Regions from separate parts of the Mus musculus genome. Here regions 2, 3 and 4 are each linked to region 1. The links are chromatin loops, found by intact Hi-C in ENCODE. Cell type or tissue: heart. All regions are shown on one strand.

Region 1 (5,000 bases):
TCAACAAGAACCCCTGTCCCCAACCCCACAACAAAAAAGTTGTCATACCTGGCTAAGAAGTTCAATTCACTCCTTTCATGCGATACCTTGCCTGTGTGCTCGCTGCATACAGAGTCTTAGAGTCTGTGCAAAGTCTATACATTTTCTCTTTTACAGGACCGTACGTCAGTCTAAACAGGATGTGTGTCTACATGTACAAGCCTAAGGTAGCATGAACTAACTGCTATACTTCAAGAGCCTCCTGGTGATTTACCAACTGAGCTTGGCAGATGTGAGTCCTTTATGTGTGTAACATGCATCCAGCCAGGACTGTTTGAAGACAACAACAAAACTAATTCAGTGCTTCTGTCTTATGAGCAAAAGCGTTCTCCAGGCGCTAGAAGCTTATACTGTTTTAGAGTAGCTCAAAACTACCCATCCAAACACGGTACAGAAAGGAAAAAAATTAAAACGGAGAGCAAACTTAGAGTGTGGAGAACATGATAAGCAGACTACTGGAAAGAAAGAAAGGAAGAAAAAAGAAAGTCTCTCCAGGATGCTGCTATATAATTAACACAAATAACTAAATAATTATGCATATCCCTTCCCACCCCCACAATTAAATGTTTTTAAACAACCCTGGTGATGAAAGATCCACCTTTTAGGCAAACAAAGCAATCCCTGGCAGTTTGAGGATTTGAGACTGGATTGCGTCAGTTTTTAAGTGATGCCTGCGATTTTTATCTCCTAGAGTTCTGAGGAGGAAAGAGTTGATGGCATAATTTCCAAGAGATTTTTGCACAGTGCCCAGGAGAACTTTCGATGTAAGCGCTTAATGTTTTAAATCACTCTGGCTGAATTTATCTAGGCTTTGGCCTGGGAGCTATATTTAAATCAGGAAGAAGCCCCCCCCTGGAAGCCGGGCTCCCTGTATTTGCTTCTGAGAACAGATTCCTTCCCTATCTGCGCAAACAGCCATCCTCAGACAGCCGGATTCCTTTAAAATGAGACAGATCAAAATTTAGTGGTTCTGTACAGTATGAAATTGTCCTCCTTTTAAATGCTATAAAAGTCAGACTTTGGGGGGAATAAACATTTCCGTATACTTTAAAAAACCATCTGGCCCTTAACCTAATCACTCATGGCCATCAAGCCCCCCCCCCAAACTCTGCTCTTTTTCTCTTGTCTATAAATCTCCCACCAGCATTTCACTGTGTGTGTGTGTGTGTGTGTGTGTGTGTGTGTGTGTGTGTGTGTGTGTGTGTGCTCAAGCGTGCTACTAGGAGCCATTATTTATGAACACCACGAAAACAAATCACTGCCGTCTCTTCTGCTTGCCGATTCCCACACTTATTACCCAAAATCCCACGGATTTCCCTCAGTCTTGCCCTTGACTGTAGAGCCCTGCTGAGCAGAAAAGATTCTCTGGGGAAATCTGTCCCCGTGCCCTTTCTTAAGAAACTCCTCTTGATATCTGGATACTGTGACCATCTCAACTGGGTTAGAATAAATTTCCAAACTTTCGTGAGGCAGGAAAGCCAGTGGCCACCCAGAGTATCCCCAGTGACCAGCCCCGAAAGTATGGCTCTGCAGTAACACACGTTTCCTCATTTTGACCTGCTTCAGCTGATTAGGGAAGACTGGGAATGAATTCACATTCCTCAGTCTTAGGCACTGAAACCAAACAGTTTATTAATATATTCACTTTGCAAGATGACTATTAAAATATGAGAACTATGTCCTGTGGATCTGAGGCCAGTCGATTGATAACTCCAAAAACTGCTGTTTTCAAATGCACACATTTCCTAATCCAACTTGCTTTCCACCCGTGTGACCTCTGTCCCCTACTTCTTGCTACCTACCATAGCTATGAAGAGCAAGCAGAGAGGGACACAGCACTTGAGTAGTTTATACTTTGCCCAGAGTGAGGGGCGGCGGGGGGGGGGGGGTGTAGAGGAGAGAGAGAGAGAGAGAGAGAGAGGGAGAAAGTTGCAATCAAATGAACTCTTCCGGTCTCTGAAATGTCTCAAATCCATAAGGATGAGACTTATTTCTGAAATTCCGAGAGGGACTGAAGACCGATAGAAGAAAAGAGAGATTGCAGAAAACGAAACAAAAAGACAGAAGAGCTGGGGTGAAGGTGACGGGTAGGCTGAGAAAGCTCTTTCTATTCCAGACAAGAGCAGGGATTTTGTCCAAGTTCGAGGGTCTGTCCCTGGGAAAGCACAAGGCTAGCCCAGGGCTGATACCCTCCTGCGCCGCCGCTTGCCTCCCGCAGCTCGCATCTCCGCCACCACTTATAAAACAATACCGGCAACAGGACACGGGCTCCTCCAACAGCAGCACAGATAAAGTTGGCCGGGTCCCGTGGATCGCAGCCCCCTCCCTCCCGGAAGGGGGGTGACAGCGCCCCCCGCAGCCTCCCCCGCAGCCGGGCCCAGCCCCCTCCCGGGACTTGAACAAACTCCCGCGCCCCCTCCCTGGGGCTGCGCGGCTCTCCAGCTGGAGCAGGGCGCCTTGGAGGGTTGCCCGCCACCAGCACCTCCACAGCGGGACGCGCCACAAAGTTAAAACGCTGCGGTTCACGCACCTTACCGGGTCTGGTTAATCGCTCCTCTGACGCGGGATGCGCAGCAGCGGGCGGGGGCCTCCGAGGACCCTGGAGACGGGATGGGGCGGCTCGCCTTTTGCACTCTGTGTGTGTCTGTGTCGGGGTGTGTTTGTGTGGGGTGTGCGCGCGCGTATGTGTGTGTGCGCGCCTGTCCCTCTCTCTCTCTCTCTCTCTCTCTCTCTCTCTCTCTCTCTCTCTCTCCCACCCCCCCCCACCCCAACCTCTGGCTCCCTCTCTCGCTCTCTCTTGCTCTCTCTCTCTCTCCCTCTCCCTCTCAAGGACGAAGTAAAATCCCTCAGCTGGTCATGAGGCGGCTTCGGAGACAACACAATGCTGGTGGAAATAAATAACAAAAGGCGAAAAAGACAAGTGGGAACAATGGGGGAGGCGAGGGCAGCGCTCCAGCCGCCGGTGACCGTGGCCGGCGCGCGCCCCGGGGTGCGGCGGAGCGGGGGCGGCGCGGGGCGGGCGCCCGGATCGCTGCAGGTCGTCCCCCCCCCCCCAACCCAGGGTCTACCCTGACCTCCTGCCTGCGGCCGCGCGCCGGCATCCGAAGCCAGGGAGACCCTGTCAAGATCCTCCTGCTCTGCTGCAACCCAACTGGCTTGTAAATAACGCACCGATCGCCCACACCGTGCAGGAATTTTTTTTCCCCTTTAATCTGCCCTATGCTTAAAGAAGCGATCAGACGAAATGGCAGGAGTGGAAGGAGGAGGATTAGGAGGGGGGAGCTCGCTTCTATCCCTGCGCGATCGTGTCTGGTCAAGTCCCCTTTGTCAACTTCTTGGCCCTGCTCGCCCCCACCCTGTCCCTCCTGCGCCCACCCCCCATGATCAAACAGGCTTGCACCGTATGGCTGGGGGACGCGTGTCGGGGTCTGCGGGTGTCGGTGGAACCTTCTAGGTGGTCAGCAGACCCTGGCTGGAGCACCACTGGAAGGCTCGGGTTTTAAAGCCTCTACTGCCTTTCCAGAGGCAGGCTCTACACCCGGGTCCCCGCTGTCTTTTGGCTTGCGCTCCGCACCCACCTACCCCTTGGGGTAGAGGGGTGGGGGAAAAGTTTAGAAGCTCTCATCTATGCCTCAGGGGTGGCTGAACTGCTTTGATTCTGAGTGTATTCAGCCAAGGGGAAAAAAATATCATCAGATGCCCAAGAACCGGGGTTGGTATTGAGGGCGAGATGAGGCAAGGCACTGGGTTCCAGAGCTGTGCCACTCCGGAGCGCGAGTTACATCACCAGCAGCAGAAACTCCGTGGGTGAACTACCCCGACAGAAGCTGCGGGCCTGATGGAAGGTGTTCACTGACAGCTCCCGCGCTGCTGCTCTCTGGGCTCTGATCTTCTTGCTTTCATTGACTTAAAACTGCTGCGCGGTGGGGGTCAGGATGGCCTGGAGAGGGGGGTCCCTAAGAAATCTCCAGCCAGGCTTATGCAGAGATAAGGACTCCTGCATGGGACCCAATAGAGCTGGTGTTCAGGTAGCCAGGACTAGACAGGGGTAATGGCAAAGGGGACCCAATAAAAACAATTCTAGAAATTTTTCTTTTTTTTCTTTCTCTTCTTTGGCCTTCATGGGCTTGTGTGTTCTCCCTCTCCATGTCTGTGATTCCCTTGGGAAGAGCATTCATGGCCTGCACTGTATCCCCAGGAATTCCCAGCATTTCCCAGAGTGCACCAAGGCTACCTGGAAATCAATGACCCTGCTGTTTGTTCTTCCTGGGCCTGCAGGAGCAGGCATCCAGCTCAGGACCTTTCAGTCAAAGGCCAGCTCTCTCCCCTGACCTATTCCCTGGCTCTTGTCTCCAGGGGAGTTGTTAGGAAGCAAGGTGGTGTCTAGATACCTAGGACACCCACAGCCCTGAAAAGCACATTTTCCTTTCTGCCCCTTCTACCCTTGGTAGGTGGGTGAGTTGCTGATACCTGGGATTTTTGCACTTGTCTAGAGTGGAAAGTTTCCGGAGAGGAGACGTTTAGACAATTGATTACTTCGTACCTGCTTTCTAAAAATGGCTAAACACCTTTCCCTTGGTAGAAAAGTGAGAAATGCAAATCTTAATAACTCCGAGGCAGAAATTTCAAAGTGTAAACACAGCCATTATCCACTCCCACAAAAAAAAAAAAAAAAGCATCCTCTTCAACAAATATTTGGTAGCATAGAGCCCAGTAATTAAGGGAACAGTCCAAAAAGCCCAGAGCTTTCGTGGGGGGCTCTGAATTTCCTCTGCTGAGAATTTATACACTGGGTGATCCTTTGCCGCTTGGGTACGGCTGTCCTTAAACACCTTTACTGTTTCATCAGAGAACTGAAATAATAATAATCACAGTAATAACAATATGAAACTCTTGGGCTAATGTGGCTTCCCAACACTGAAAAAAAAAAAAAAAAACTCTGTGTTTGAATAAAACGCCTT
Region 2 (5,000 bases), 74 kb before region 1:
GTGTAACTAAAGGATGGGTGAAGCCCTTGCCCAGCATGTGCACAGCCCAGGTTTTCATCTCTAGTGCTCTAAAAAGACAAGAAAAGGAAAGAGGTCTATTGCTTACATCACAATGGAGACTAGAACATACCTGAGACTAGGTAGGGAGAGAGCTCCGGACTCATCCCTCCCACCACAGCAGAGGAAAAAGCTAGGAAAACAGCAAAGCACAGATAGCATCCGCCACACCCTCCCCACACAAATCCTGTTCTATTTGGTTTGTAGGGACAAGTCAGTCAGACTTGTGGGTTTACTGCCCCTAAGTTGACCTGGCAAGACAAGACACTGGGTGTTATCTAATCTAGGCCAGCCAGACGGAAGGACGGCAAATGACACCCTCGAACCTGTCACAAAAGTTCCCTGTGTGAACTCAAGTTACCCCATAGAAACAGCATACAACAGAGAACACTGATTGTGATTAACATAGTTTATGGGGAAAGCTGGGGCCTAAGAAGCTTATAAAATTTATCAAAAGTCATGATGTGTAGATAAGCCTCAATTATGAATGATGATCTTGCTCTCTGGATGTTGCTTTAACCCTTACCTGAAAATAATATATTTTCCAGAAAACAACTGTGGGCTGGGAATACAACTTGGTGGGGGATAGTTTGCCCAGCATGTCTGAGGTTCTGAGTTCGATCCCTAGGACCACCAAAAGAAAGAAAGCAAGAAGGAAGAGAGGAAGGAAGGGAGAAGGAAAATAAAAGAATTATAATTAGGTATGGCTGCACCCACTTGTCATCTCAGTTTGTAGCAAATGGAGGCAGAGGGTCAGAAGTTCAAGGCCAGCCTTATTTACATGAAATCTTTTCTGTCTCAAAAAAAAAAAAAAAAGAATTACATAGATACCTTAGTGTACAGCATTCTAAGGATTACTATAACAGAAATTTATGGCAATGAGGTTTTATAGGGACACCAACCCACCTAAAAGCCTTTTGACCCCAAATTGGTCCTGTCTAAAAGAAATACAGGAACAAAAATAGAGCAGAGACTGAAGGAATGGCTGACCAGTGACTGTCCCATTTTGAGACCTATCCCATGGGCAGGCACCAATCCCTCACACTATTAATGGTGTTATATGTACTTACAGACAGAAGCCTATTGTAGCAGCCTTCTGAGAGGCTCTACATAGAAGCTGCCTGAGACAGATGCAAATACCCACAGACAAACATTGTATGAAGGTCAGAGACTCCTATGGAAGAGTTAGGGGAAGAAATGAAGGCCCTCAAGGAAATGGCAATTCCACAGGAAGACCAACAGTGGACCAACTAACCTGGACCCCTGGAAGCTCCCAGAGACTGAGCCACCAACCAAAGAGCATACATGGGCTGGTCTGAGACCCCTGGCACATATGTAGCAGAGGGCTGCCTTGTCTTGATGGACACACCTAATCCTGCAGAGACTTGATGCACCATGGTGGGGGGGATACCAGGTGTGGGGGTGTTCCTTCTCAGAAGTCAAGGGGAGGGGTGGGGGAGGAACACTACAAGGGGGACTGGGAGGGGTGCAACATTTGGGATGTAAATAAATAGATAAATAATTGAAAAAAAGAAAAACTCTAAAAGTAATTTTACTTGAATCAATTATTTATAAAGTTTAATATACTTATTCCCCATTATATACATATGTGTCCTCCTATATTATGTGGTTATTACAGGTGCATATACAATCTCAATGCCATTAATGTACGGTTTGCCATTGTGTGTTCTATCAGATTTGCCTTTAAAAAGTCATTTTAGGATTAGGGGTATAGAGCTGCTAGCACATATCAGGTGCTGGGTTTGACCTCCCACACAATAAAGTCATTTTATTCTCTGGCTCTATGACAGCACTGTGGGTTATAATCTCACTTCTCTCTGCAGATACTTAGAAAGAAGCTGAGGTCTGTTGTCTTCAGGGAATCACTGCCCTATGGGGGCCATCTTCCAATCACTTGGTGTCGACTATAGAAATGGTGAATTTAACTGTGCTTCAATTCGCAGCAACTAAACAAATGTCCACATGTCTCTGCTTTGGTAACTTTAGAAAGATATTTGCTGCGGGTGTGGCCCAAAAGTAAGCCGTGACCCCAGTCTATTCCCAACAGCACAGGCAAGGGCAGCTGTGCCTGAGAAGTGTCCTTAGACTTGAAGGTCAGACTGGAAGCCCACTGGCTCCTTCTGTCTCTTCCTTCAGTAAGAACTGTAAAATTGCCACAGAAACACACAAAATATTAGGAAACCTTTTCAGGAAATGCTAGCCATGAAATGGTTCTCACAGCTCCCTCCAGAGAAATCCAGACGGTTCTGGAAAACAGCGCTGACCAACATTAACCAACACCAAATCTACAAGCTGGCTGCTTCTCGTCAGAGTGAACAGGTTTTATTTTAGGATGGCTCCTATCACAGTGACATTAAACGTTGACCAGAGGATTCTGGTTTCAGGTCAAGGGTTCATTTTTAAGTTTTAGAAAACATCTCATAACACACTGCCTCGCCTGTGAGTAACTCCTGAGGAACTGAACGACAGAAGTGTTTGCTGAGAATGCAGACCAAAAGGCGCACAGGGGTGTGAAGGCTGTGCTGGCCCAGGGACACACAGACCTGAAGGAGAACTGTCATCTCCAGTTAAACTCCTAGAGCCCTTTTGCAGCAAAAGACAAGACAAACTTTTTGACAAAAACTTGAAAATTTTTCTATTTGACTCTGGGTAACTTGTAAGTGTCTTAAATTCCTGCAGATATTTAACGAGAGTGATATCTAACGAGAATAGATATGCAGGGGTTGCCACCACTTCCTGATAAGGAATGACGAGTTCAGTTAACAATGTCACAAAGCTCCAAACTGTTTAAAAGAGAATGCAGTTGAATATTCTAATCTCAAAACCACAATGGAAGACATTAGTCTACAGGTTCCTTCGTGGGAACAACAGTCAGGGATATGTGTAGTTAGAACTTTGCTGACAACTTCTGCTCATTTCCTAACAACCGCTGGAAGGGGAGCCAGCCTACAATGATGGCTACTGCTTAAATAGCAAGTGGGTCCTCAAGGTTTACCCGACCTTGAGCCATGGACCTCCAGCCATGTAGTTCGCTTCTGTCCAGTTTTGCCTTTGACAACTTAAAAGACATAATGATTAGTAAAAAAAAGTCTCACTCACTTGAAATGTCATTTTAAATTTAAAATTTAAGAATAAAGTTTAATACATTCCTCCCAGATTCCTCCCATTTAGCCCCCAAATTACCCTGCTTCACTGCTGTATCTGACCACATGAAAATTCTAGATACTCTGGCTGTCTGGCTCAGGGCAACCAAGCTGTGCAGTTTCCAGGTAACTTATGCAATGCTACTGGGAATAGCAATGAAGAAACAAAAGAAATGGACAGAAAGGCCAGAGGGAGTTGGTTTTTTTTTTTTTTTTTTTTTTTTGGCTGGTTAAAGTGTTCAAAATTTTTTAAGAGTTGGAAAAGGAGCAATACGCCACACCCTCAAAGGCCTCCACTCTGAATTCTATCATTAATTTTTAACTATGCCTTCTGATCTAAACATCGGCATCTTCATGAATATAAAAGCAAAGAATATCCAAAGAATGCACTGGAAAAACCCAAGCCTACCAGAGAGTAAACTTCTAAAAGGTAACTCAGTCAAAGCATCTGGGCTGATTTATTCCTCTACGTTGTTTTGCTCTCTGTGAGGACATGTGTCCTCAGATCATTCCTGAGAGGGAGGAGTTTGCCACCTCCCTACCGAGCTCCAGGCAAGTGCCACAAAGCAGGGGTACATCAGGACACTGAGCCATCATGGCCATTAGACTATAGGAAGCTCTTGAAGATGAGAGAATCTACGTGCTTGCCATCACAGATACACTAAAGGCCTTCCCAGGATGACAATGGAGGACCTGCTTATATTCGTATAAATGGCAGGAGTTATTGCAGATGAGCTGAAAGCATGCAAGACTTCTTCATATAGACAATTTTATGGTGGAATCAATCATGAAGGAGAATTAATAAGACATATTTGGATTGTAATTGCCTGCTAAATGACTGTCACTCACCCTGTCCTCAGTATTACTGCTATGTATTCTCAGCCTCCTTGTGTTAAAAAAAGAAAGGAAGAAAACAGGTTTTTGTGCGATGTGTAAAATAAAAGCTAGGCTCCTCTGTATTGTTTTGCTATCAGCATTATCCTAAAACCCCAGGAAGGGGATGAAAAAGGGCTGAGGATCAACATTACAGCACTTCAGAAGAACCTAGGAAGGCCTCTGCATCAGCAGCGACTGGGAGCCTTTGGCCTGCACTGAAGAAATAACTGGGTCTTTTGCAAGGCACCAATTCTTACAGTCCAAGATGGACAGCTTCAGAAAAAGCTGATCACAATCAATAACATGGAATCAATAAGATGGATCTTACCCGCCCTGCACTGTCCCTGGATGGAAATGATGGTTAGGAGAGATGGAATAATATCTCGATGATCAAGGAAGTCTGTGACAGAGACTGGAAACAGAACGCAGCCTGCACGCCCTGTCTCCCACACTCACCCAAGCCCATCACTGCCCTATGTGCTTAGAGCTGTGCTCAGCCTTCCTAAACATCATCCACACACCTAGCATCATCAAGAACAAGGTGTGATGGCTGGCAGGTAGCTCTGCTTGTCGAGCACCTAGCATGTGCCTACATACTCTTAGGGTTCAAGCCCCAGCATTTGAAAAAGCCTTGTACAACCCTGCATGGCTACCATCTTGGTATTTGGGAGATAGAAGGGCCAGGAGTTGAGGGTCATTCTTAGCTACATAGCTTGTCTCGAAACGAAACAAGCAAGCAAGGAGGGAAGGATGTAATCTGAACTTCCGGTTGCAATAGAATCCCAAGTCTCTAAAATCATTCTCTTTGGAATCCCACTGCCCCATCCGTTTCACAACTCGGCAAATATTTACTGTCCCTCTCCTCTCTGCCCCGCTGTGAAGCTGATTAACTCTTACTCAAAA
Region 3 (5,000 bases), 86 kb before region 1:
AGCACTAGTTAGAAATAAGGCATCTTGCATACACTACTGGTGTAGGTAAATCTGGGGACCCCTCCAACAGAGTTCATAATTCAGTGGTATTCGCTCATGCTGACTCTTCTGGAGCCTCAGAGACCCTTCCCTAATAAACATGTGTTTGCTAATTTTTCTTTCTAGAGAGAGACTTTCTGTTGACCTTAACAGCAGTGGCCTGTCAAGCCATCCCAATGAGATGAATTTGAACTCTGATGCTGTCAGTTACTCATTGCTAACTCACTCCAACCTGGCAAGCTCTTCAAATGTAACCGTCATCTTCCAGCAAGGGGCTCACCCAGTAAGTGGGGATGTATCACAGCCAAAGGCACAACGCTCTGGCAAGATCCTCGAAGTTTCCATTTCTACTGTCAATCTAATCCATGTCACCAGATTTCTTTGGCTTTAATGTCATGGCTTTCAGTATCATTGACCCAAAAGCTTGCTAATATCTAAAATCAGCGTATCGAATGTATCCATCTCATCATCCAGAAATGTTTAAACAAATGAGAGGGGTGTGTGACTTGAAGATAGCTGGTATGAAAGCAGAAGTGGGAACGATCTGAGGGATGAGAGGAAGTGGGCAGAGGAGAAATGGGAGGGTTGTGACTCATGTATATGCAAATGCCATCATGAAACCCATTGTGTGTATGCTGACTAAAAGATCAACTTACAGCATGTTTTAATATGAAAAATAAAAGGAATGGGGGTTGAAAGACAGCTCAGCAGATGAGATGGATGAGTTTGATCCACAGGATCCCACACGTGGAAGGAGAGAACTGACTCCGGCAAGTGGTCCTTTGGCCTCCACACGCGCACCATGACATGCCTCCCACATACATAGCTATCATATAATATAGAGTATTTTTAAAAGAACAGGAAGGAAGTAAATAATAAAGCACATGTTTCATTTAAAATGAAAAAACAAACCTAGCTGCCTATATATCACCCAGATAAAAACATTAAACAAACTTTTAATTTCACTAGATGAAAAGCGCTCACTTAAAAAAATAATAGCCATGCTAGCAACCAGCATCCTAGCAGTAGGGAAAGCCCATGAATTGCTTTAAAATATTGTAGCTTTCCAAATCATACAGAAAGAAATCCAAAGGGAAAGTCTTGTCTCACCAACTGGCAAACTGTGGAAAGCTGCTCTTCGCCCCCACGACACTCACTCCAGCCACCACCGAGTCCATGAACGTATACTGAGACGCCGTTATTATTGCAGCTCACGGGTAGGTGTGCTGCAATGGTATGTTCCTACCAGTAGACTGCATGCTGCCTTTCAGTACTCTGAGAACGAGCCAGTAGGGACGAAACTCCTTGGTCTGTAAGAACTCAAGGCCTTACCTAATGTGACCTATGTCTATGGTGTCTTCAGCATCAGGGTCTCATATTACCTTCTGGTGGCTAACCAAGAGCATCAGCAATAGCCTATATCTGGGGACACCTTTGACCAACAACCTGAGGGGAGGCATCCCATACCTACATTGGAGTGGGCAGCCCACACCCAGAAGTCCAAATTGGAGTCAATGAGTTTTGCTTCTTCTTCTTCTTCTTTTTTTAAAGGATACCTAGTTGGGAGGCGTGTGGAAATGGGGTGGATCTGAAAGGGGTTGAAGAGAGGAGATGGAGGGGTAGGATAGGATGAAAATACATTGTGTTTGGAGCTGTGACGAAAGGATGGACCATCTAGAGACTGCCAGATCCGGGGATCCATCCCATAATCAGCTTCCAAACGCTGACACCATTGCACACACTAGCACGATTTTGCTGAAAGGACCCAGATAGAGCTCTCTCTTGTGAGACTATGCCGGGGCCTAACAAACACAGAAGTGGATGCTCACAGTCAGCTATTGGATGGATCACAGGGCCCCCAATGGAGGAGCTAGAGAAAGTACGCAAGGAGCTAAAGGGATCTGCAACCCTATAGGTGGAACAACATTATGAACTAACCAGTACCCCTGAGCTCTTGACTCTAGCTGCATATGTATCAAAAGATGGCCTAGTCGGCCATCACTGGAAAGAGAGGCCCATTGGACTTACAAACTTTATATGCCCCAGTACAGGGGAATGCCAGGGCCAAAAAGTGGGAGTGGGTGGGTAGGGTATGGGGGACTTTTGGGATAGCATTGGAAATGTAAAAGAGGAAAATACCTAATAAAAATATGAAAAAAAGAAAATACATTGTATAAAATTGTCTAGTAATTAATAAAATATTTCAAAACATATAAATTGTTTATGCATTTTAGCTCTTCAAAATCTAACTGACATACTCTAAATGTCATCAGCTGTTTCTTTTTATAAAAAAAGAAAAAAAAACAGTAAGTAAATGTAAGGTGGCTATAGATGAGAGAGCTCTTTTCAAGGTAGGATAGTCTATGACTGTTCAAGAGAGGTATAGGACACCAGATTACAAATAGATAAATATTACCCTAACCGTTCTTTGAATATTCTCCATCACTATTTCTTTATTAAAAAGTATGCAAATTAAAATCCTTTGTAATATCCCATTTTATAAATGAGTCATTTTAGAGGGACCCAAATCCCCTCCAGCAGGGCATTTATTTTCTGCAGCTGCATGTCCAAGGGAAGGGCCCTCCATGCCGATGCTGGATCCCACTCAAGTGAGTTATCATCGTGACTTCCCGAGCCTGCCATCCTAGAGAAGCAGATGCCAGAAGATGAGTAACTGTGTGCTCTACCAGGCTTCTGGTAGCCAGCATTCTCTCTCTCTCGCTGCCAAGGAAGTAAAAGCAAGCATACAAGTCAGGGTGACATTAGAAGTCAGTACATTCCCTGCCCAGGAAACAGAAGATAAGAGCCAGGCTCCCAGCCCTCTCTCAGAGTGGGAATGAGGGACACTTTTATCTCCCAATTAAAACACAGTAGAAAGAAGCAAAATAAGTTGCATTTCCCTGGAGTGAAGCTAAAATATTTGGTTTTTAGCTTGCCAAACTGTCAAAAGATGTAGGATTCAAAAAAGAGAAAAGTCTACGCAGACAATGAAATAATTCAGCTTCAGTCTAGGCAAGTGGAATTTAAGATGTCTGATTTTATTTAGACTTTTTTTGTTTTCTGTTTTTTTTTTTTTTAATCCTCAGTGGGGCTGGATAGATAGCTCAGTGGTTAAGGGCACTAGTTGCTCTTCTGGAGGAGGCTGGAGGACTCTCAGCACCCACCTGGTGGCCTACAACCATCTGTAACTCCAGACCAAGGGCCTCTGGTACCCTCTTCTGGACTCCATGGCCACTATTTACACAGGCATACAATGTATAAGTCTCAAAAAAGGTTTTTTAAATTGGCTGAGTTATGTAAATTTATTTACAGATTGATTCCTGGGGCTAGAGAGGTGGCTCAGTGCTTAAGATCACTTGCTGCTCCTGCTGAGAAACTGCCTGCAATGCCCAGCACCCACATGGTGGCTTACAACCATACAGAATTCCAGGTTACCCAATATCTTCTGGCCTCCTAAAGGATCACACACAAACACAAGTAAACACACACACACACGTTGTGCACAAACATACAGTTAAAATACCCACACACATAAAAATATTTTTAAAACCTTCAATGCTTTATTCTATGGAATTGTTCCTATAGAATAGGAATTTGATCTGTTGTTCCATTCATTATAATAAATTCAATGTGCATTAGACCAGTGTGTGACCAAAGAGATTCACATCACCCCTGATCTCCAGTTAAATATGGTGATTAACATTTGCATTTGATTCTGAAAATACTCAGTATCTAGCCACTTGTTCTGTCACAAGTCAGAACCATTGATATTTTAAGGCCTAAGGCCATATTATAACTTCAGCCTCTATTCTCACCTAGGCCCCTTTTAAGTCCACGCTCAGTGAATAATCAGATGCAGACTGCTCCAAACACGTTCCCAAGCATGGCGGTGGTATTAGGTCACTAACATTAAGTACCAGTATCGTTATATACAAAATTCCCAAAGCCAAGCCCCTAAATTAACTTCCATCCATTAGGAATGTGAAGGGTTCTTTCTTTATTTTTTTTTTTAAATCTTCTAGCAGAAACTTAAAGCTGGGGAGGGAGGGAATTGAAGCAAACTGTGCTTCTCTGGTTAACGCACCATTTGTCTTCTGGGCAAGTTACTAAAGGTCACTCATTCTTCCTGGCAAGTGTTGAAAACAGTTTTCACTGAGGATCTAACCTAAAGGAACAGTGTGGAAGCCTTCCGGCCTCCCGGGACCTTTGGGAGGTCACCCAGATGTCCACATCTCTTACGGGAGACAGCAGTGATTTCTACACTCAGAGTCTTGTAACCTGAGTGCTCTTCCCTGTGTGTCTCTAATGTCGAAGTGGGAATCCTCTCTTCCTGGAGCCCACAGTGGACATGTTCAACTCTCAGAGTCCAGGATAAGGTTTCATATAAGGCTGCAGGGTAGGCCTCCATATCTATTTCTGTCAAGTGAGAGGTGGGCAGGTGGTAAAGTCTGTTGGGATGGGGTGGGATCTGTTTCCACTTTTCTGGGTTTGGATAGCAATTTCCTTTGAAGGAAGGAGGATGGAGGTCTCAGGAGAGGAAGTAAGTCCACAGGTCTAGGAAGGCTGATGCTTGAAAGAGAGCCCATGTCTTTTAGAGATATACAAACTGTTCAGGGAGCAGACACTGACCAGGCTAGCTGTCTAGAGAAGATTCTCTGGCCTGTAGAGCAGCCACCAAGTCTCACAGAGAGTCGCAGAGATATAGCACTTGTGTGTCTTCACCCACGTTGGGATGGGCTTTTTAGTAAGGCAGCTCCTTTTGTGTCATACCCCTCCCCCATACTCATGTTAATAATCCCAGTAACAACTCAGGGGCTCACCAAGATGGACTTTGATACCCCTGTCTTTTTGGTGGGCTTCCGATCTGGGTGAGCAGATGTGTGTATATCCTCTCTCCCCAGAAGTCTCACCACAATACTGGGTCTGAGTTGGCCTATGAGAGGTTGCTCAGCCATGGTTGG
Region 4 (5,000 bases), 140 kb before region 1:
ACACAATGATTAAATGCATGATTTAATTTTATACATTGAATTTTCACATTCAAATATTTATAAGCCACCACTTCTTCACGCAGAGAGAGAGGCCTGCAGGTATGTGCGGATACATGTGTGTGTGTGAGCAGGCAGAGGCCAGAAGTCACTGTTGAATGCCTTCCTTAGTCAACGTCCCACTTGATTTCTTGGGGCAAAGCCTCTCACACTGAACTCAGATTTCACCAGTTTGGCAAGATCAGCAAGTTCCCAAGTGTTCTCCTGCCTCTGCCTCCACAGCTGGGATTGCAGGCATGCATATTTATAACCAGCTGCTGTGGGGTTATGAGTGAGTGCTAGGGAGCTGACCTCATGCTTGCAGGACACACAGGCTACTACTGACTACGTTATCTCCCCAGCCAGCAGTATCTGGGGAAAGCTCCTGGACAGTTGGTTACCTACCATGCCTATCCTGTTAGCAATGTACTTGAGACGGTTGTCACAGAAATCCTCAACTGCTACTCAATGGGAACCTTCTGGGGGGCTCTTGTGCTGTGACTGCCACGTTCTGACTTTCACAGGAACTTTCTGCTTCAGCCTGTTCCAGCAAAGGAACAGTTCCTATAAAGAGCAACCTCTTGACCCTGCATCGTAAAGAAGTGTGCCTAACCAATATTGATAGATCATTCATGTACATAGATTTGAATTGTCTGCAGGATTTAAAAGGTCACTTGAACCCTCCTGGGGATGGTAGACATCTCCACTCTCTTTACGAGTCCCCTTCAAAGTGTGAGATTACATCTGTGGGGGTATAGAATAAATACATACACTATGGTTAAGGTTTTTGATGGCTGAGATGTAGGGTTTTTGTGAGGATTAATTGGGTGCAATCTTTCATCTGCGTCTATTCAGCGTGTGTACCGTATATGAGCTATGCATCCAAGGACAGCTGCCATCCTATTTACAGCCCCATCTAAAAACAGCAACATTAAATCCATCTTCCATCTCTCTGAGGTCTTTGCAAGCGCAGAATCAACTCAGATGTTCTGTTTTAGAGCAAAATACATGAGGTGTGAATGTGTGTAACAGTAAAAGACTAACAGGCAGGGATGCACGCTGGTGGAAGTGGCCACCGGGGCTTGATAAAACATCCCTGCCTTTCCTAGTTCAGGAAGAGGCGAGGAAAAGAAACTAGAGAAAAACATCAGGGGGCAAATTAAAAAGGTGGGTCGCAGTGCCCACCCACCCCCATGCAGAAGGCTCAGAACCCAAATATTGATTTTTCAGGCCTTTTGATGCTGGCTGTGGAGACTTGGGACTAGACTGAAAGACGAATGACTGAGGTATGAGCTAACAGACCTCCCAAACCCTGCTCTGCAGCCCAGACTTCTTCAGGGTGAGTTAAAAGTGATCTTTCAGGTTGAGAAAGAGGGGAAAGCTGTGTGTTGGTTATCTGTTGGAACACTGCACATGAAACCCTTTAACGCAAACTCATGTAAATTTGATGACTATTATCAGAAGAGGCAAAACTCTTGATTTTATAACCAAACTATGACTAATCCTTCTGACTGATCCGAACAATCCTAGAACATTCATTCCAGGCATCAATCTTCCACTCCATGTCTCTGAGATACACACTCCTGTTTCACCAAGCCTCAAGTCCACTTTTCAAAAGTCAGCGTGAAAATCAGACATAGCAAGAAAAGAGAAGGCTGCTTCGTTGCCAGGATGGATGATCAAATTTGCTCTTTAAAAAACAAATAAACAACGAGTTTGCTCATCAGGTATTAAGACTGTTATTAAGCAAGCCACCCTTCCAAACACATTGGGAAGCCCGTGGGAAAGTGCCACTTTGAATTGTAGCCACGGCACAGGACATTGGAAGGCTACCAAGGTTTAAACATAAATGCTATGAATTCCTAGCTGTGTGGCCTCAAGGAAAATGCGACCATTCTGTGCTTTATCCACATAGTGACAAGGAACAGCAAGACAGTGTGTGTCAAGTTACTAGGACATGGTATGCCATGTGACAGACAAATATTGCCGGCCTGGCTCTCAGTGAGTTAATGATTAAAAGTCAGCTTCTTTTTCCCCCCTCAGGTGGAAATGAGATGGCAGAGTTCTGTAAAAGCTTCTGCAATGGAAATAACAAAGAATGGTTTATTTACTCTACGCTAGAACCTGAGCAAGTTACTTTACCTAAGTGAAAATACGCATGCATGTGATGCTCATGTATGTGTATATATGTAAGTACGTACGTGCATGCACACACATAACCATGCATTTGCTATTATACGTGAGTACATCGCCCTCCAACTGAAAACTGGAGTCTGGTCACACGGTCTGTCTTCTGGATTGTGCAGGGTCCGAAAGAGATAAGCCCGCCGGTATGACTCTGCCAGCACATCCCTCTATATTATTGTATTTATAACAAAGTAAACAAAGTGAGACATGCATCAGGATAACATCTAATCACACAGATCATACGCGTGCCACAGTTTGTCAGAAGATGGCTTAATGAAGGGGTAGAAACGCAGACAAGACTGATGCTTGCTACTGGAATGTTCATCTATTCCATGAGTAACATTGCTGAGATTGAAATTACTGCTTGTCATATTTTCATATGTGAAATTTGAATTGAGAAAAAAAAATCAATGACAGACCCAGAGGTGAGCGTACTACTGTCATTTTGCTAAGTGGACATGGTATCAAACTGCTCTCTACATTCATATCCCTATACTATACAGGGTAGCTCTCTGGCCCCATCAGGGAAACCTGTTTGTGTAGCAGATGGTGGTGATTACTGCAGAGACTCACAATTCACGGAAGTATAGAGAATGACTGAGTATGTGGTGTGTGTGTGTGTGTGTGTGTGTGTGTGTGTGTGTGTGTGTGATGTGCTGTGGGTGGGTGGGGGTGCTTAGCCAGCACAGGGCCTCCACCAAGGCTCAGGGACCATCTGAGGAGACAGAAAGACTGAAATAGCTGGAGGTCAGGGAGGACCAGAGCAAAACATCGTCCTCTGGATGTGAGCAGGCAGCTGTACTCAGGGTCTCACAGCAGCTGTGGCTGTTGCACAAGAAGAGCAAGCCAGTAGATGCTAGCTGCAGTTCCATGCTAGAACTGCAGGGGGCCCTTGGATCCCTACTCCTAACTGAAGATCTGCGGACATTGCTGGCTGCTGGGACGGGAGAGCTGTTTTCTTTAAGGGTGTGGGTCCTGTTAGGCCTACCATGTTCCATTGACTGGCCCCACGTCCAGAAGTATATTGGCAGTGTAAGTTGGAGTGGATGGCTATTAAATTAAAAACAAAAAGGAAGGGGAAGGACATGGGGTGGTTCTTTGAGGGGTTAATTTGAGGGTTAATATGATTAAAATGTATAAAATTCTCTAACAAATACAAATATTTATTTTAAAAAAATCAGTGTGATTTCCCCCATTATCTGAACCCATTGGCAGATCTGTTAGTGTGTGTGTTACTCTGAAATTTGCATTATCATCAACCATTGAATTACTGAAGGGCATCTTCAAGGCTCAGTGTAGTATACACCAATAATCTGTTGAAACAAATGCCCAAAGTTGGAGAACTGACAATGTAGAAAGTGCACGTCTCTGAAAGAAATAGGATTCACAGTCTTTGTCGTCAGATGCCCAAAAGTCAAGTCTTTCTCATTATTAACCCTGAGCATTTGCTGACTGGTGGAGCTTCCAAAGAGTCTCTCTTCAAATGGTTATAAGGCACTTGAGTACTTATAAAACATGGCCCATCCACACCTTTATTATTGCTGAGACAATCGTGCATTTTCAAAACTAGCATAAAGATGTAACCACTGCCACATTATACTTAAGGAGATTCCAAATCCGTCTGTTTTTCTGGATGAGTATGCTTATTAAAGTTAAGCACATGGATAAAATTAAAATAAATATCAACTATATGAAATTAGAGTAAGATTAAAAACTATGGGAGACACTGCCCAGTTACCTTTTTGTGCTGAGGACAGGGCTATGTCATGTTGCCACCAACAAGTTGTAGGAGTTACAAAGTCCTTTTCCAGTATTTCAGTTTGCATTACTGAGAAATAACCAAGGAAGTCTTTGTGTGACTGCAGAGGGATCCGTCTTGCATGTAACTTATTTCCAGTGACAATCACAAAGTGAAACTGGATAAACATCGCCAGTGGCTGCCTTGCCTATGCCAAGACATCGAGCAGGATGGTGAAGCCTTGCTTCCGGTCAGCCTGCCAAAGTTCTGAGCTCAAGACCTCACCATGAAAAGTTGAAAATAGCCAACTGAATACATCAGAAGGTCCTTTATGTATGAGAGTGCCATAAAACTGTTATCATTTTATATTGGAATTAAATCAAAATTTGACTCTGTGATAGAAGAGAATGTCACAGTATACCCTGTGGTGTATAACTGGTGCTGTGTTTTGCGTGTGATGGAAGACTTTGGCCTCCACGTGGACGTGTTGGTTTGGGGAGTTGAAGCTGCTCGTGGAGCTGTGACTGAGTTATGAGTTTGCATGATTTCAACCTTCCCTCTTCTCTCTCTCCTGCCATCCCATTCTCCCCTCCTCCTTCCCTCCCCCCTGTCCCCTCCTCCTTCCCTCTTCTGCTCTCCCCTCCTCCTTCCCTTCCCCTCTCTCTTTCCTGTCCTTCCCTTATCCCTTCCTCTGGTTTTCTCTTTCTTTCTTCTTTTTCATGAGTCAGAATCTCTCGATTTTAGCTTCAAGCTGTCCTTCACCTCAGAGCTCCTGCCTCTCCCTCCCAAGTGCCAAGTTTACTAACTGGCTTGTATTTTTTTAATTCTTCTATAATGATTCAGATGGTGAGTGTTTAGAAATCCTTCTTGAAGATTACGCATGTGCTTCAAAATGGAAGAGTAAGTGAGAAACGCAGATCTCTGAGAACAGAACACTAAGCCACAAAACACAGAAGCAAACTGTTCTGGTATCAGTTTAAGGCACACCCAGCAGATAGCAGGGGTTGAGAACTGACCAGATGGTTCTCAGATGGTAAAA

The links. Hi-C counts contacts between places; a loop is a spot of excess contacts. Peaks named below come from ENCODE experiments on the same cell type or tissue, not always from the same donor. Only the 100,000 strongest peaks of a DNase experiment are listed, where the experiment ranks them.
Region 2: a loop joins it to region 1, with 2.2 times the contacts of the local background. A loop is called at or near these places in 4 of 42 quality-filtered maps.
Region 3: it touches region 1 in a loop (2.1-fold over the local background); 2 of 42 quality-filtered maps call a loop at or near these places.
Region 4: a loop joins it to region 1, with 2.7 times the contacts of the local background. A loop is called at or near these places in 6 of 42 quality-filtered maps.

Annotation. Positions count from the first base shown.
Region 1 is chr6:144,779,245-144,784,244 of GRCm38, forward strand. It overlaps a transcript of Sox5 not described here. Among named protein-coding and RNA genes, the nearest start is that of Gm22792, 22 kb to the right of the region's middle. In heart, no CTCF peak of the experiment used is centred here; a DNase peak (open chromatin) is centred at 2,437; H3K4me3 peaks cover 2,653 bases; H3K27ac peaks cover 2,108 bases; H3K27me3 peaks cover 1,772 bases.
Region 2 is chr6:144,704,817-144,709,816 of GRCm38, forward strand. It overlaps a transcript of Sox5 not described here. Among named protein-coding and RNA genes, the nearest start is that of Sox5os3, 34 kb to the left of the region's middle. In heart, no CTCF peak of the experiment used is centred here; no DNase peak of the experiment used is centred here; H3K27ac peaks cover 405 bases.
Region 3 is chr6:144,693,095-144,698,094 of GRCm38, forward strand. It overlaps Sox5os3 (SRY (sex determining region Y)-box 5, opposite strand 3), which reads left to right. Exons shown (of 3, transcript NR_040519.1): 3 at 166-738. It also overlaps a transcript of Sox5 not described here. Among named protein-coding and RNA genes, the nearest start is that of Sox5os3, 23 kb to the left of the region's middle. In heart, no CTCF peak of the experiment used is centred here; a DNase peak (open chromatin) is centred at 2,747.
Region 4 is chr6:144,641,811-144,646,810 of GRCm38, forward strand. It overlaps a transcript of Sox5 not described here. Among named protein-coding and RNA genes, the nearest start is that of Sox5os3, 29 kb to the right of the region's middle. In heart, a CTCF peak has its summit at 3,102; DNase peaks (open chromatin) are centred at 291 and 3,101; H3K27ac peaks cover 251 bases.